Regions from separate parts of the Homo sapiens genome. Here region 2 is linked to region 1. A link is a contact called in ENCODE Hi-C data. All regions are on one chromosome and are shown on one strand. The core of a region is the stretch at or near the end of the contact, and the rest is flanking DNA. Distances in the headings are between cores, read along the strand shown. Region 1 has its middle 39 kb from the start of LINC02643. Region 2 holds the start of OTUD1 (OTU deubiquitinase 1).

Region 1 (7,185 bases), core at 1,536-4,035:
GTAAGTGTTGTAAGGTGTTGACTACTATGATTACCAGAGATGTCTGTGGATTTGAGAAAAGGAAGGGAAGTAGGAATAGGAGAGGCAACAAAATTGAGGACTGAAGAGAAGGGTCAGATTCTGAGAGGGCCTTTAAGCCAACATGGAGCCAGAAGGCTGTTGGGAAAGTAGGCAGAAATTAAGGAACATACTCCACCCCACCCCGGGGCACCACACCTGGTGCAGCCTGATGTTTAGTTTCATGTATCCCTGGCCTCCTGTGCTCCCCTGCTGGTTGGAGACTTAATAGCTGCTCAGACATTTTTTGCTGTTCACTCCTTGGTGATTGGAGGTGAAAAGAATGCAAAAGGGTGTAAATCAAACAGGAAGCCCCTTTTTAGTCTCCTGCTGGATCCCAGTCAAATGAGGAGGGCATCATCAATGGTAGACTGAATAAAGAAAATGCAGTCCATATACATCATGGAATATTATGCAGCCATAAAAAAGAGTGTGACCATGTCCTTTGCAGGAACATGGATGGAGCTGAAAGCCATTATCCTTAGCGAACTAACACAGAAACAGAAACCCAAAAACCATGTTTTCATATGTAAGTGGGAGCTAAATGACGGGAACACATGGACACATAGAGGGGAACAACAGACACTGGGGCCTACCGGAGGGTGGGGGCTGGGAGGAGGGAGAGGATCAGGAAAAATAACTAACGGGTACTAGGCTCAACACATGGGCGATGAAATAATCTGTATAACAAACCCCCATGACAAGGATTTTACCTATGTCGCAAACCTGCACTTGTACCCTTGAACCTAAAATAAAAGTAAAAAAAAAAAAAAAAAAAAAAAAAGACAAAGGGGAAGGGCCTCCTGGTGAGTCAGCCTGAGTCACCGGGTGGGAATGTGAAGTATTCATTTGGAGAAGGGCTCTGGCGTTGCCTCAAGTCATCAGTGTTCTCAGTAGATAATGCACTGAAATCTCTCCACATATACGTGGCCTTAGTATGTCTGAGTTGGAGAATATCAAGTCTCCAGCCAGCCTGGGAGCATAGGATGCCAGGGCTACACAAAGCTGAACATCAAGCTGCACTGAGTGTGGTGCACAGGGGGTGGGGCAGGGTCACCCCACAATATTGGACTTGGGGCATGAGTGGGGGAGGTTTGAAGATCCTAGACAGAAGGTGTCATGGTCCTGTGAAGACAGAAGTAATGTTTTGCTAGTAATAAGTGATTGTTTCTTCCTCCTCTTTGCCTTGGCATGTGACAGCTTGCTGGTCCCCCGGGCAAATGCAGCCGCTAGGGAGGGGCACCCGCATGGAGGCGGTATGCAGCTGGCTGCAGAACAAACAGCAGAGAAGATGTCTGAGTTGGAGGACATTGAGGCTCCACCAGCCCTAGGGGGCACAGGAGACCAGGGACACACGAAACAGAACAGCTGCCTGACCTCTGCCCTGGGTCACACTGGCATGGGCTCCATCTGTTCCTGAATGAGGAGAGAGGCTGAAGTGAGAGCCTGACATTTGTCCTTCTCTCATCTTTCTGTCTAGCCTGTCCCTTAATCGGGCTCTGATAAGAGGCGACAGGAGACTCATATAAGCACCAGCTTTGGGTCCTTGATGATAGGTTATTGTAAATGACATGGAGGCCCTTTACAAAGAATGGATAAATTGCTCCCAACAGAGGCAGGAGGAATGCTTGAAGCCAGGAGTCTGAGACCCCATCTCTACCAAAAATGTAATCATTAGCCAGGTGCTGTGGCAAGCACCTGTAGTCCCAGCTACTTGGGAGGTCGAGGTGGGAGAATCACGTGAGCCTGGGAAGTTGAGGCTGCAGTGAGCTGAGAACACGCCACTGCACTCCAGCCTGGTGGACAGAGTGAGACTTTGTATTAAAAAAAAAAAAAAAGAAAAAATCAGCCAGGTGCAGTGGCTCACACCTGTAATCCCAGCACTTTGGGAGGATGAGGCAGGTGTATCTCTTGAGGTCAGGAGTTTGAGACCAGCCTGGCCAAAATGGTGAAACCTCATCTCTACTAAAAAAAAAATACAAAAATTTGCTGGGCATGCTGGCGGGCAGCTGTAATCCCAGCTACTTGGGAAGCTGAGGCAGGAGAATTGCTTGAACCCTGGAGTCGGAGGCTGCAGTGAGATGAGATCGCACCATTGCAATCAAGGCTGGGCAACAAGAGCGAGACTCCATCTCAAAAAAAAAAAAAAAGAAAAGTCACAACTTCTTGGTGAGGAGGTTCCAACAGGAGGGTCTTCACTGGGTGTTGTCAGGCAGTCTATGAATTTATAATATCGTCTCCTTGGAGAATTTTTTTTTTTTTTTTTTTTTTTTTTTTTTTAGCGTCGAGAGTGTGGTCCTTAGCCTCAGAGGCACAAAATCCTCATTTATCAACCCATGGATTGTGGAGAGTGGAGTGTTTCTCATGGCTGGAGTAATATGAAGCAAACTCAGGGAATGATGGATAAACCAAAGTTCCTGCCAATTTCTCATGACTAAAAGGGCTGAGGGGGACCGAATACTGGCAACTTTTGACCAACAGCAAAGGCAGGCTACATGGGAAGTCAAATTCTACAAGAAGAAGCTGCTTAGGGACCTCAGAAATCAGAACTAGGGGAGCTGGTTTTCTAATACAAATGTTAATGATGCCAGAGTAAGATGATCTGCTATGTCCACCTGCACAGCGGAAGATCCCTGTCATCTTGCCTAGGCAGAGTGAGTTGTTGTTAGATTAGATCAGGACCCGCCCTCCCTTGGCCTGGGCTGAGGGGCCACTGCCAACATTTGCCTCTGACATTCTACTTTTTAAAAAAAGTTTCTATGACTCACCACAGGCTTACGAATGCAGACGGTCTGGTTAATTCAAGCTTGGAGTTCTGGAAATCATCGCATCATTTTAGGGCAGTGTTTCTCAAAGGGTGAGCTTTTGAACACATGCAGCAGAATCACACACATGCTTGAGTATGTGTGTTGGTTAAAAATGCAGGCCGGGTGCAGTGGCTCACGCCTGTAATCCCAGCATTTTGGGAAGCCGAAGCGGGTGGATCACCTGAGGTTGGGAGTTCGAGACCAGCCTGACCAACATGGAGAAACCCCGACTCTACTAAAAATACAAAATTAGCCAGGCGTGGCGGCGCATGCTTGTAATCCCAGCTACTCGGGAGCCTGAGGCAGGAGAATCGCTTCAACCTGGGAGGTGGAGGTTGTGGTGAGCCAAGATCACGCCACTGCACTCCAGCCTGGGCAACAAGAGCAAAACTTTGTCTAAAAAAAAAAAAAAAAAGGCAGATTCCTAGATCTCATTTCTGTTGATCTGAATGAGTGTCTCTGGGGCTGGGGGCTGGGAATCCCAATGTGAATTTTAAGCCAACATGCCAGTTGAATTTAATGTACAAAAAATTTGAGAATCATTGTTTTGGGGCGACCTTGTGTATCTCTGTAATCCATTATGAGTTGATTTTGGAGTGGACCATCTTATATCCAAGGCTTATGAAAATCTATTTAATATTGGTGACACTTTGGCTATCTTCGTTATGTTGTTGGTTACAAAATGCAATTGGATGTTGTTTTTATTTTTTTTTTTATTTTTTGAGTCTGAGTCTTGCTCTGTCACCCAGGCTGGAGCACAGCGGCGCCATCTTGGCTTACTGCAACCTCTGCCTCCCAGGTTCAAGCAATTCTCCTGCCTCAGCCTCCTGAGTAGCTAGGACTACAGGCTTGTGCCACCACACCCAGCTAATTTTTTTGTATTTTTGTATTTAGAGGCAGGGTTTTACCATGTTGGCCAGGCTGGTCTCAAACTACGGGCCTTAAGTGATCCACCCGCCTTAGCCTCCCAAAGTGCTGGGATTACAGGCGTGAGCCACCGTGCCTGGCCAGATATTGTTTTTAAAACAGATTCTTGAATTGGGGTAATTCTATGTAATGAATATAGTCATGATTCTGGTATGTAGTTCTGGTATGTAGAAAAGGCAAAATCCCAGCCTGGCCAACATGGTGAAACCCTATCTGTACTAAAAATACAAAAATTAGCAGGGTGTGGTGGCGTGCGCCTGTAGTCCCAGCTACTCAAGAGGCTGAGGGAGGAGAATCACTTGAACCCTGGAGGCAGAGGTTGCATTGAGCCAAGATCGTGCCACTGCATTCCAGCCTGGGCGACAGGGTGAGACTCTGTCTCAAAAAGAAAAAAAAAAGAAAAGGCAAAATCATGGTATAACTCCCCTTACATTTTGTATTAATGGGGCTTTTTGTCTGCTACCCATCATTAGTTGATATAGCTTTTAAACTAGTTATTTTTTCCTCCCAGCTTTATTGAGGTATAATTGACTAATAAAACTGGTATATATTAAGGAATGCAACTTGATGATTTGTTTGTTTTGTTTTTTGAGATAGGGTCTCACTCTGTCACCCAGGCTGGAGTGCAGTGGTATGAGCCTCTGCAGCCTCAACCTCCTGGGCTCAAGTGATCCTCCCACTTCAGCCTCCCAAGAAGCTAGGACTACAGATGCATCTCACCACACCCAGCTAATTTTTTTGTAAAGCTGGGGGTCTCCTTATGTTGTCCAGGCTGGTCTCCAACTCCTGGGCTCAAAGGATCCTCCCACCTCAGCCTCCAAGTACAAAAAATTTGTAGCTGGAACTACAGGTGTGCACCACCATGCCCACCTAATTTTTTTTTGGTAGAAATGGGGATCTTCCTATGTTGCCCAGGCCGGTCTCGAACTCTTGGGCTCAAATGATCCTCCCTCCTCAGCCTCCCAGAGTGTTGAGATTATGGGCCTGAGCCACTGTGCGCAGCCAAGGAGAGACTTTTTATTTTTCCTTTCAGTACAAAGTTTCTCGGGTCCTCCTTGATTTTCTACTGGATCTTCTCACTGACAGAGCAAAAGGGTTCTTACCTCCCATTATCACTTCCTATGTAATTATCCACTGGTCCAGGCACTCAGGGGTTATGCTTCTTTCATTGACAAAGACTTTTGTTTTTTTTTTTTTTTTTTTTTGGAGGCAGAGTCTCCTCCTGTTGCCGAGGCTGGAGTGCAGTGGCAAGATCTCAGCTCACTGCAACCTCTGCCTCCTGGGTTCAAGTGATTCTCCTGCCTCAGCCTCCTGAGTAGCTGGGATTACAGGCACGTGCCACTGTGCCTGGCTAATTTTTGTGTTTTTAGTAGAGATGGGGTTGCACTGTGTTGGCCAGGCAGGTCTTGAACTCCTGACCTCATGATCTGCCCACCTTGGTCTCCCAAAGTGCTGGGATTACAAGCGTGAGCCACCGGGCCCGGCCAAGACTGTTATTTTATCTGCAGCTACACGAAGAAACAATTGCAGCTCTAGCACTCAGCCGGATTAATCACAGATATGTGATCCCTGCACACCAGCACACTGCCTTCTTGAACAGGGCAACTTTGAATTAACATCAGAATGAGATCAAGTAACATCACTAATTATGATTCATAACAAACTTCTACCCATTATTAGAAAGGAAATGCCAACGCCTGACCATTCTTAAAACTATTATTTTATTTTATATTTTTTGAGACCGTGTTTTGCTCTTGTTGCCCTGGCTAGAGTGCAATGGCGCGATTTCGACTCACCACAATCTCCGCCTTCCCGGTTCAAGTGATTCTCCTGCCTCAGCCTCCTGAGTAGCTGGGATTACAGGCATGAGCCACCACGCCTGGCTAATTTTTTGTATTTTTAGTAGAGACGGGGGTTTCTCCATGTTGGTCAGGCTGGTCTTGAACTCCCGGCCTCAGGTGATCCGCCCACCTCGGCCTCCCAAAATGCTGGGATTAAAGGCGTAAGCCACTGTGCCCGGCCCTTAAAACTATTTTTGACCTGTTATGAAAATAGTGTAATTTGAGAAGGAAGAGAGAAGCATGAGAATTAGTTTTCTGGCCAAATGATGTAGTATTTTGCAAACTGACTACATCTTAAAAATACAAAAAATAAAAGATAATGTTGCCGGATGCGGCGTCTCATGCTTGTAATCTTACAGCCCCCACATGGGGGCTGAGGCGAGCAGATCACCTGAGGTCAGGAGTTCGAGACCAGCCTGGCCAACATGGTGAAACACTGTCTCTACTAAAAATACAAAAATTAGCCAGGCGTGGTGGCATATGTCTGTAATCCCAGCTACTCGGGAGGCTGAGGCAGGAAAAATCACTTGAGCCCACGAGATGGAGAGTGCAGTGAGCCAAGATTGTGCCACTGCACTTCAGCCTGGGTGACAGAGGGAGACTCTGTCTCAAAAAGAAAAGAAAAGAAAAAAAGGTAATATTTATTTTGTGTACACCAGAGTAAATAGAGCCCATTTTTTTTTTTTTTTTTTTTTTTTTTTAAGATGGAGTCTCGCTCTGTCGCCTAGGCTGGAGTGCAGTGGTGCGATCTTGGCTCACTGCAAGCTCCGCCTCCTGGGTTCATGCCATTCTCCTGCCTCAGCCTCCGGAGTAGCTGGGACTACAGGCGCCCGCCACTACGCCCGGCTAATTTTTTTTTAATTTTTTTTATTTTTAGTAGAGATGGGGTTTCACCGTGTTAGCCAGGATGGTCTTGATCTCCTGACCTCGTGATCTGCCTACCTTGGCCTCCCAAAGTGCTGGGATTACAGGCGTGAGCCACCGTGCCTGGCCCCAATAGAGCACAATTTTTATATAGAATTTTTTATTTAGGCTGGAGAAAAAGCAATTGCAGTTTTTGCCATTAAAAGTAATGAATTTGGCCCGGTGTGGTGGCTCATGCCTGTAATCCCAGCACTTTGGGATGCCAAGGCAGGCAGATCACGAGTTCAGGAGTTCAAAATCAGCCTGACCAACATGGTGAAACCCCTTCTCTACTAAAAATACAAAAATTAGCTGGACGTGGTGATGCATGCCTGTAATCCCAGCTACTCAGGAGGGTGAGGCAGGAGAATTATTTGAACACGGGAGGTGAAGGTTGCAGTGAGCCTAGATCGCACCACTGGACTCCAGCCTGGGCAACAGGACCAGACTCCGTCTCAAAAAAAAAAAAAAAAAAAAAAGTAATGAATTTGCAGAATCCATTCCCTTTAGCATGAGTTTTCAAAGGCAGACTTCAAGTGTGTTTACCTATCTGGTAGGTTAAACGAGTTCACATCCTTAAAGCTTAGGGCTGTGTTGTGGATGTACACTCCTTGAGCATGTGGGGAAGGAAGTTAGGCACTGACGTTTTT
Region 2 (7,185 bases), core at 3,070-5,569, 2.1 Mb before region 1:
AGGAATTCTTGTGTGTTCTACTCATACTTGTATAAAATTTTAAGCATCTCCAAATGTTATACAGCTCTAAATAAAGTGGAGAAAAGGGGTAGCCAGGTAATTCAAATAATAGAATTTCTTTCTTCCCAAATTACTTACTGAAGCCATGAAGCAAAACTTACCTACACAAAAATCCAGAGATCTGTGATTAGTAAACATTTAAACCGTTGACAAATTCTTTCCTTGATATTCAACGGCATCCTTCCAAGAATGTGGTTAACCAATGAACTCAATCAAGTTCAGTTGTGTCTATGACTGTGATGTCTAAATAACTGAAAAGTAAAATATCCAAAATAGCTGCTTTTCTTATGCATTACACATACCCCAACATTATGCACACAGGTGCACCAACTTAGTCCATTTGTGCTACTGCAACAAAATACCTATAATTTATAAAGAACAGAAATTTGTATTTCTCACAGTCTGTTGGCTGGGAAGCCCAAGATCAAGGTGCTCGCAGGTTCCACATCAGGCGGAGGCCCCTTCCTCACAGATGACACCATCTAGGTGTCCTCCTGTGGCAGAACAACAGAACAGCAAAATGGGCCTAAGCTAGTTGCTTCCAGACCTTTTTATAAAAGGCAACTAATTCATTCATGAAGACAGAGCGCTCATGCCTTAAATCACTTCCCCAAAAGCCCAACCTCTTAATACCACCATAATGGGGACGAACACATGAATTTGGGGTGGTGGGACACATATATTCAAACTATAGCATGCACTTTTCAACATCTTAAAACAGATTCCCGTGGTCTCAAGAGGCCAGACTAGACAAAAATTAGGGCATCTCTTTGGTTACTCTCTAAAACGTTAAACTCTATACTGAGAGTGAGTGGAATACAAAAGTATGACATTTAATTAGACATTCTGCTGGCTGACACAAAACTTGCACTTCCTTTTTCATTAGCCAATAGGTACAGCTATAACTGTAGACAGAAATTATAATTAGAAATAATGAGAGCAATTTCTTGGATTACTCCACTTTTAAATTATATTTTATTCAGACTTATCCTTTGAAATTACTCATGATTAGCCTATCCTCTTCATGTGATAATTTAGGAAACCTCTCTATTGCTGTGGCATCTTTATGGAAAAAAAAAATTGTGTACATGCATACATGCAAGAAAGTTTCCTACAAACATCACAATTTAAAAACCACTCTATCCAAAAAGGCATTGTAAAAGTATAATTTTGCATTTTATTCATTCATTCCATCAGCTGGGAATTGCTCTATTGTACAAATACAGTTTTGTACAAAAAAATCACAAAATGTTACAAAATAAAAAAAGTACAAACTGCATTACTTAATAAATATGACTAAAAGTAGTTAAAGTGGCAATGAGATTGATTTTAAGTTGGAAACATTGTTTGACCCAGCAAACCATACAAGCTCTGTTTACAGACATTTCTACATCAATACAGGGCAATCCTATTTTGCCTTTTGAAAGAATGTAAAGAAATATTAAGACAGTGTTCTCCTGCTATAACTGCCAAGGTTGGCTCCAGACATTTATGCCATTAGTTTATAAATCTCTTAGCTGGATTCAAGAAGTTATATAAAGCAGGAGGCTTATCTTGTCACAGAGTTTTATACCATGTTAACATTCTCTTACAACAACGTGACAAATGTAAATAAAAACAACTGAGAGCACCAGACAATCTACTCTACACATCAACCAGGGTACAGAATAATCATTCTGCCATCAGCAAATATCAGACTTTCATTCAAGTAAGACCTGCTACTATCCCTTAAAAGAGGAAAAACAAAACAAAAACCAAAAAAAAAACACAAAAAAACACCTTCCCACAACCTTCCATTAAGTAATTTTCTTTAAAAGATTCGCCATTTCTAGAAAAATAATGACTTCCAAAACAACAGCTCTGTTTCATCAAAATGGAATGGGCCAAACATCTGGTAACAAGAATGCATCAATATCCATTTGAAATAATTATCTAAGAATTGTGAAATTCAAATTTCAACAACATAAAATAACTACCAAATCACAAACTCTGTTCAAAATAATACATTTCATATAAAGCACTTCTCTGGATTTACGCCTGAAAGCTGTTTGTCAAAATGGAACACGTCATAGATGAAGGTACACCAGTTTTTAAAAATGTTGTGCAAAAATACATTTTTATAGAAAATAGACTACCAGGAATGAACAAATTTACACTGTGAGAAATCAGCTTGCAAATTAAGTAATGCTCACTTTATACAGCAAATTATAAATAGCAGTAAAATCACCCAAAGCTATCATGAAACATCATTTAGGTGCCCAGCAACCTCCAGCTCTGAGAAAACATTCAAAAAGATGATTAAGGCATTACACCTACAGTAAAATCTACTAGCAAGTTTGAAAGTGCTATTACCCTGATTAAAGTTCATGTGATTCTCCAAACACAAGTTATATATGCAATTATTCCCAGGGTGTAAGGTTTTGAGACATTTCAAGAGCATGCATTTTGTTCAATATACATTTTAGACAAGGATATGGCCATAGATTTGGCAAGTTCTTCGTCGCGTTTCCTTTGCACTTGAGTTTGTTTGCACCAGTTGTCGTACTCTGGGTTAGGATAGGAGTGATCAAATACAGCATCATAGTGTCCGTTACTGAGCCAACTGAGCCAAATACTAGGCCTCAGGGAATCCTCTGGGCCCAAATAATGAATCATGGTAGACACCGTGGGACTCTCCAGCCTCCCTCCAGTAGTTAAATGGATATTCACATTCAGCATCTGCCCCATGGCCAGCAACTCCGGGTACCCGGCCCATGCCCCGTCTTGGGCAGCAGCGATGATAAACTCCCCCACGTCGCCCTCAATCAGGGGGCTGAAGTGGTCGAGATGGTCGGCGATGTAGTGCACCGTCTGCTCCCTCAACTCCCGGTGCAGGCTCTGGTCCCCATACACCGTCTTGCTGACAGCTCGGTAGAGGCAGTTGCCGTCTGGAATGATGTGGAATCGGTACTTATTCCTCTGCCGCAGATACTTGTCCTGCTTCTCCACCTCGGCCAGGTATAGGGCCAGCTTCTCGTCTCTGGGATCCGACCTGGAGACGATCACCGGCTCCGCCGCACTACTCGGGGCGGCCTCGATGCTCCCGGCGGGGGGTGCCTCGGCCTCTGGGTCGGGCCTCCGCGCCGCGTCCCCACCGGGCGCGTCGCAGCGATCGCCGCCCCTCTCCCAGCCCCTGGGGCCCCTCTCCGCCAAGTGCTCTTCGCCCCACGGACCGGGGCCGGGATCGGGGCTCCCCGGGGTCGCCGCGGGGCCTCGGTGCTTGGCGGCGGCCAGGGCCTGGCGGTGCTCGCTCAGTCGGAAGTTCCGATCGGGCCCCTCCCGTGTCGCGTCCAAGCCCGCGGGCTCGGGGCAGTCGGGCCGCAGCAGCTCCTCCAGGAGCCAGGCCGAGGAGCCCCGCCGCGGCGGGACCGGGGCTGCGGGCGCCGGGGCGAGCAGGAGGCAGCGGCCGCGCGGGGCAGCGGCGGAGCCCGCGGCGCCGGGAACGGGATCGGGCCCGTGCAGCAGGAGCCTGTCGGCGCCCAGGGCCCGCACGGTGATCTGTGCGGTGGACGTGTAGTGCGGCGGCAGCGGCGGCTTGCAGGACGCGCCGGGCGGGCCGGCGGCGGCGGAGGCGGGCGCGGCGGCCCCGGACACCACCTCGAAGCAGGAGGAGAAGGCGGGCATCTTGGCGGCGGGGACAGCGGCGGCTTCCCGGTGCTCGGCGGCCGCGGCGGGCTGGCACTCACCGGTCTCGGGCTCGGGCGCGGCGCCGGCGGCTCCCGGGGGCTGCAGCGAGACCTTGAAGGGGGTAGCGGCGGCGGGTGGCGCGGGGGCGGCGGCCGTGGGACCCGGGGCCCCGGCGGGGTAGTGGGTGCAGACGCTGCTGTAGAGCTGCATGTCCCTGCCCGCCGCTCGGCCCCTTATAGGCGCGGCGAGCCCCGGAGCGGGGGACACACCCTCCGGGCCCGGGGGAGGGGGCCGGCGGAGCGCGGTGACCCAACGGCCCCAGAATAGAGATGAGCGAAAGGCAGCCGGCCGCCGCGAGTCAGCAGCCGCGAATAGCGCCCGGGTCCCGGCCAAATTCCTGCTGCGCCACAGCGCAGGGGGGCGGGGACGGGACGCGAGCTCGACCCCTGCCGGTGCGCTCGGCCCGCAGACCCGGGGCGCCGCGCCCGCTGCAGCTGCTTCGGCCCGCGGCGGCCGCTGGGGACTCACGGAGGAAGCCGCCCGCCCCGTTGGAGCGCGTCCCGCCGGCGAGGAGGAGCGCGGTGCGCGCGGAGGCCCGGGAGGCGGGGCCGCGGTTGTTTACCTCAGGCCTCGCGGCCGCGTCACGTGGACTCACTGGAATGCGCGGCTCTTTGCGGCGCCCGATTCAGTCGCGCCTGCTCGCCCCGCCCACTCCGGCCCGCGCCCCGCCCCCTACCGCGCTCCGCCGACGTCACGGGCGTGGCCCTCGGCGCGCGAGCGCGCGCGGGCGGGGCGAGGCCGGGGGCGCGGAGGCCTGAGCAGTCCTGGGATCCTGGCTGGGCCTCCCGCCCACGTGACTCCCACGGACCGCTTCCCCCACCTGGGCACTGGGCACTGGTTTCTGCGCTGCGCCACTCTCCTCAGCGGCTGCAGTGGATGCTGCGGGATGGGAGCTGCTTGGGGCGAGTTAGCATGCTCGGAAAGCTTGCGTGGCAGGAAAGCTTCCGGCATGGGTGTGGAGAACGGAATGCTGCCTTAAAGTCTGTTTGGCCTCTGCTGGTCATGGGCTACCATCCCTGCTTGCATTCACTACTGCCTCTTTTCTTTTATCTTTTTAGAGATGGGGGTCTTACCTGTCTCCGAAGCTAGAGTGTAGTGGCGCAGTCCATAGCTCACTGCAGCCTTGACTTCCCGGGCTCAAGCGATCCTCCCGCCTCAACCTCCAGAGTAACTGGAAACCACAGGTGTGCACCACCGCACCCGGCTAATTTTCTTTCTTTCTTTCTTTCTTTTTTTTTAAGGCGAGGGTCTCACCACAGTTGCCCAGTCTGGTGTCGAACTACTGGCCTCAAGCTGTTTCCCGCCTCGACCTCCTAAAGTGTTGGGATTATGGGTCCTAGCCACCACTCGTGGAACCGCCGCGTCTTTTCCTTTTTTTTTTTTTCTTTTTCTTTTTGAGGCAAGGTCTTGCTCTGCCTTCCAGGCTGAGTGCAGTGGCGCCATCATGTCCCACTGCGACCTCGACCTCCAGGGCCCAAGTGATCCCCCTTCCTCAGCCTTGCCTTGGGCAGGGATTACAGGTGCCCAGCTAGTTTTACCACTGTGTCTTTTCTATGCATTTCCTTGGACTCACCGGTAAGGGTGAGTCCGCTAGTGGATTCTCTTGCCTTGCTAAGACAAAACCAACTTTGCACCTCTGACCTATGCCATTTGGCAAATATCTGGCTTGGGGGAAAGCAAGGAAGCCTTTTAGGCTTTTATAAACAAGCTTTCTCAGAATACCAAATGCAGTATCACTTAGGGCCCTTTGAGAATAGGTGTGAATGCTAGCCAGAGGTCAAAAGCGGTGGAGAAAGTCGTGACCTGCATTCCGGGGCAAGATAGACTATAGAAAATACTTCTACCGAGTCTTTTTGTAATACCCGCCTTTGTAAGGGAAAGCCAGAGGTAGTGGGAGACTTTTGCTATATTCTGAGCTGTGATCAAATGCTAAATTAACAGGGCCTAAACATTCGAATTGAACCCAGAGGTTGTCCTAACATTTTAGAGATAGGGAGACTGAACCTGTAGGTGATGTAGGCTGTACTCCGGTCCCCACCTTTCCGGTGGAATGTGAATTCCAGGAATTGAGAGACTTGGGTCTTGCTCTTATATTTCCATCCCCTAACACCGTGCTTGGCACATAATTGGACCTAATTAATATTTACTAAGTGAATGAGTAGATGGAAAGCGAGTTTCCAAGGTTTGTCAGACAGTGGTGAAGCCAAGATTACTATCCAGGTCCCTTGACCCTAGCCAGGGCTTTTAATTATCTTTGGGCAGTATGACTGGCAGGGTCCCAGCTCAGGTCACTCCAGCCGCTTATGTAAATTAACTCAGAAGAAGGTAAATGACTGTCTAACTTTTCAAATTCTGGTAACTACCCCATTGGGAGCTTGAAGCTCTCATGGCTAATTAGAAAAAGGAAATTACCATCCTTGGATTTCATCACTGATTTGTTGAGCATCTGTTGCTCTGTGCATGAAGCACTTCACGCTTAACTCTTTCATTAGCTGGTGTTCTGAAACAGAAGACAAGACTGTTAACAAGGCCGTCACCAAATAATATTTACCATACCCACCACGTGCCTGGCAGGACTAGCATAACTGGAGCCTGAAGGGAGATAAGGAAAATATTAGAATTTAAACCCTAAAGCAAGAGTAGATATTAACAGGTTGGGGTAAATGCAGAAAACAGCAACAACAACAACAAAACACTAGGTCCACAGAAGACACACTACCTCTGATGTACCAAGTTAGCAGCAGACAAAAACAAAGAGGTGAAGATTTGAAACATTAACATATGAATGCATTTTTAAAAATCTTTTTAGTTTGTCTGGGGGCAGTGGACTATGCAAGACTGTGTATTGGCAGTAGGAATCCTTGTCCACTCTGTATCTCAATGTGGAAAGGCTTCCTGGAGGAGGTGGTACTTCAGGAAACCTTCAAAGCAGAAATGATAGCAGCTTTGGAACTGGATGTTGTTTTTGGCCCTTGGAAGCTAAGAGAAGACAAGGCCTTGCAGGTGACAGCAAAGAGATTAGGGAGGCAAATCTGATTTCTCGTGAGTTCAAATAATTATCTATAATGTAATTATGTAATTAAAATTAATATGCATGAAAATTGCTACATGATCAGAACGATTGAAGAGTATAAGTTTTCAGGAAGTGAGTTGTTTTTATTCTGATGGTTTCCGTGACTGTTTTCCCTTCCTCAACTGTAAGCTCCTCAGAAGGATCCCAAAACTTAGCATAGAATAACTTGTAACGTTTTTGCTATATACTGTATATTAAAACATGGGAAGACTATAAATGTGATTTTTTAAAAAAAACTGTGCAAAGAAGCTGAATCCTGTGTCTTTAGATAAACATTAAATACATCCAATTAAGCTAGAAAAAACAATTCCTAGGCTAGGAGCCAT

The links. Hi-C counts contacts between places; a loop is a spot of excess contacts on that map. Pooled maps may share reads with other maps.
Region 2: a loop to region 1 is called in a map of ascending aorta, with 7 times the contacts of the local background. The contact joins the promoter of OTUD1 here to the enhancer-like site in region 1. A Hi-C loop is called at or near these places in 2 of 168 maps with a recorded cell type or tissue (aorta and ascending aorta) and 3 of 50 pooled maps.

The regions. Positions count from the first base shown.
Region 1 is chr10:21,330,786-21,337,970 of GRCh38, reverse strand. No RefSeq gene overlaps it. Among named protein-coding and RNA genes, the nearest start is that of LINC02643, 39 kb to the left of the region's middle. RefSeq lists an enhancer at 814-1,365. Within about 2 kb of position 2,785, at least 15 of the 41 ENCODE cell types and tissues checked have a DNase peak (open chromatin) inside an H3K27ac peak, as active enhancers do; they include ascending aorta, where a contact is called at or near this core.
Region 2 is chr10:23,436,209-23,443,393 of GRCh38, reverse strand. OTUD1 (OTU deubiquitinase 1) reads right to left here and starts at 4,319. Exons shown (of 1, transcript NM_001145373.3): 1 at 1,017-4,319. The coding sequence starts at 3,936. The coding sequence ends at 2,491. RefSeq lists silencers at 3,101-3,470, 3,611-3,950, 4,001-4,590.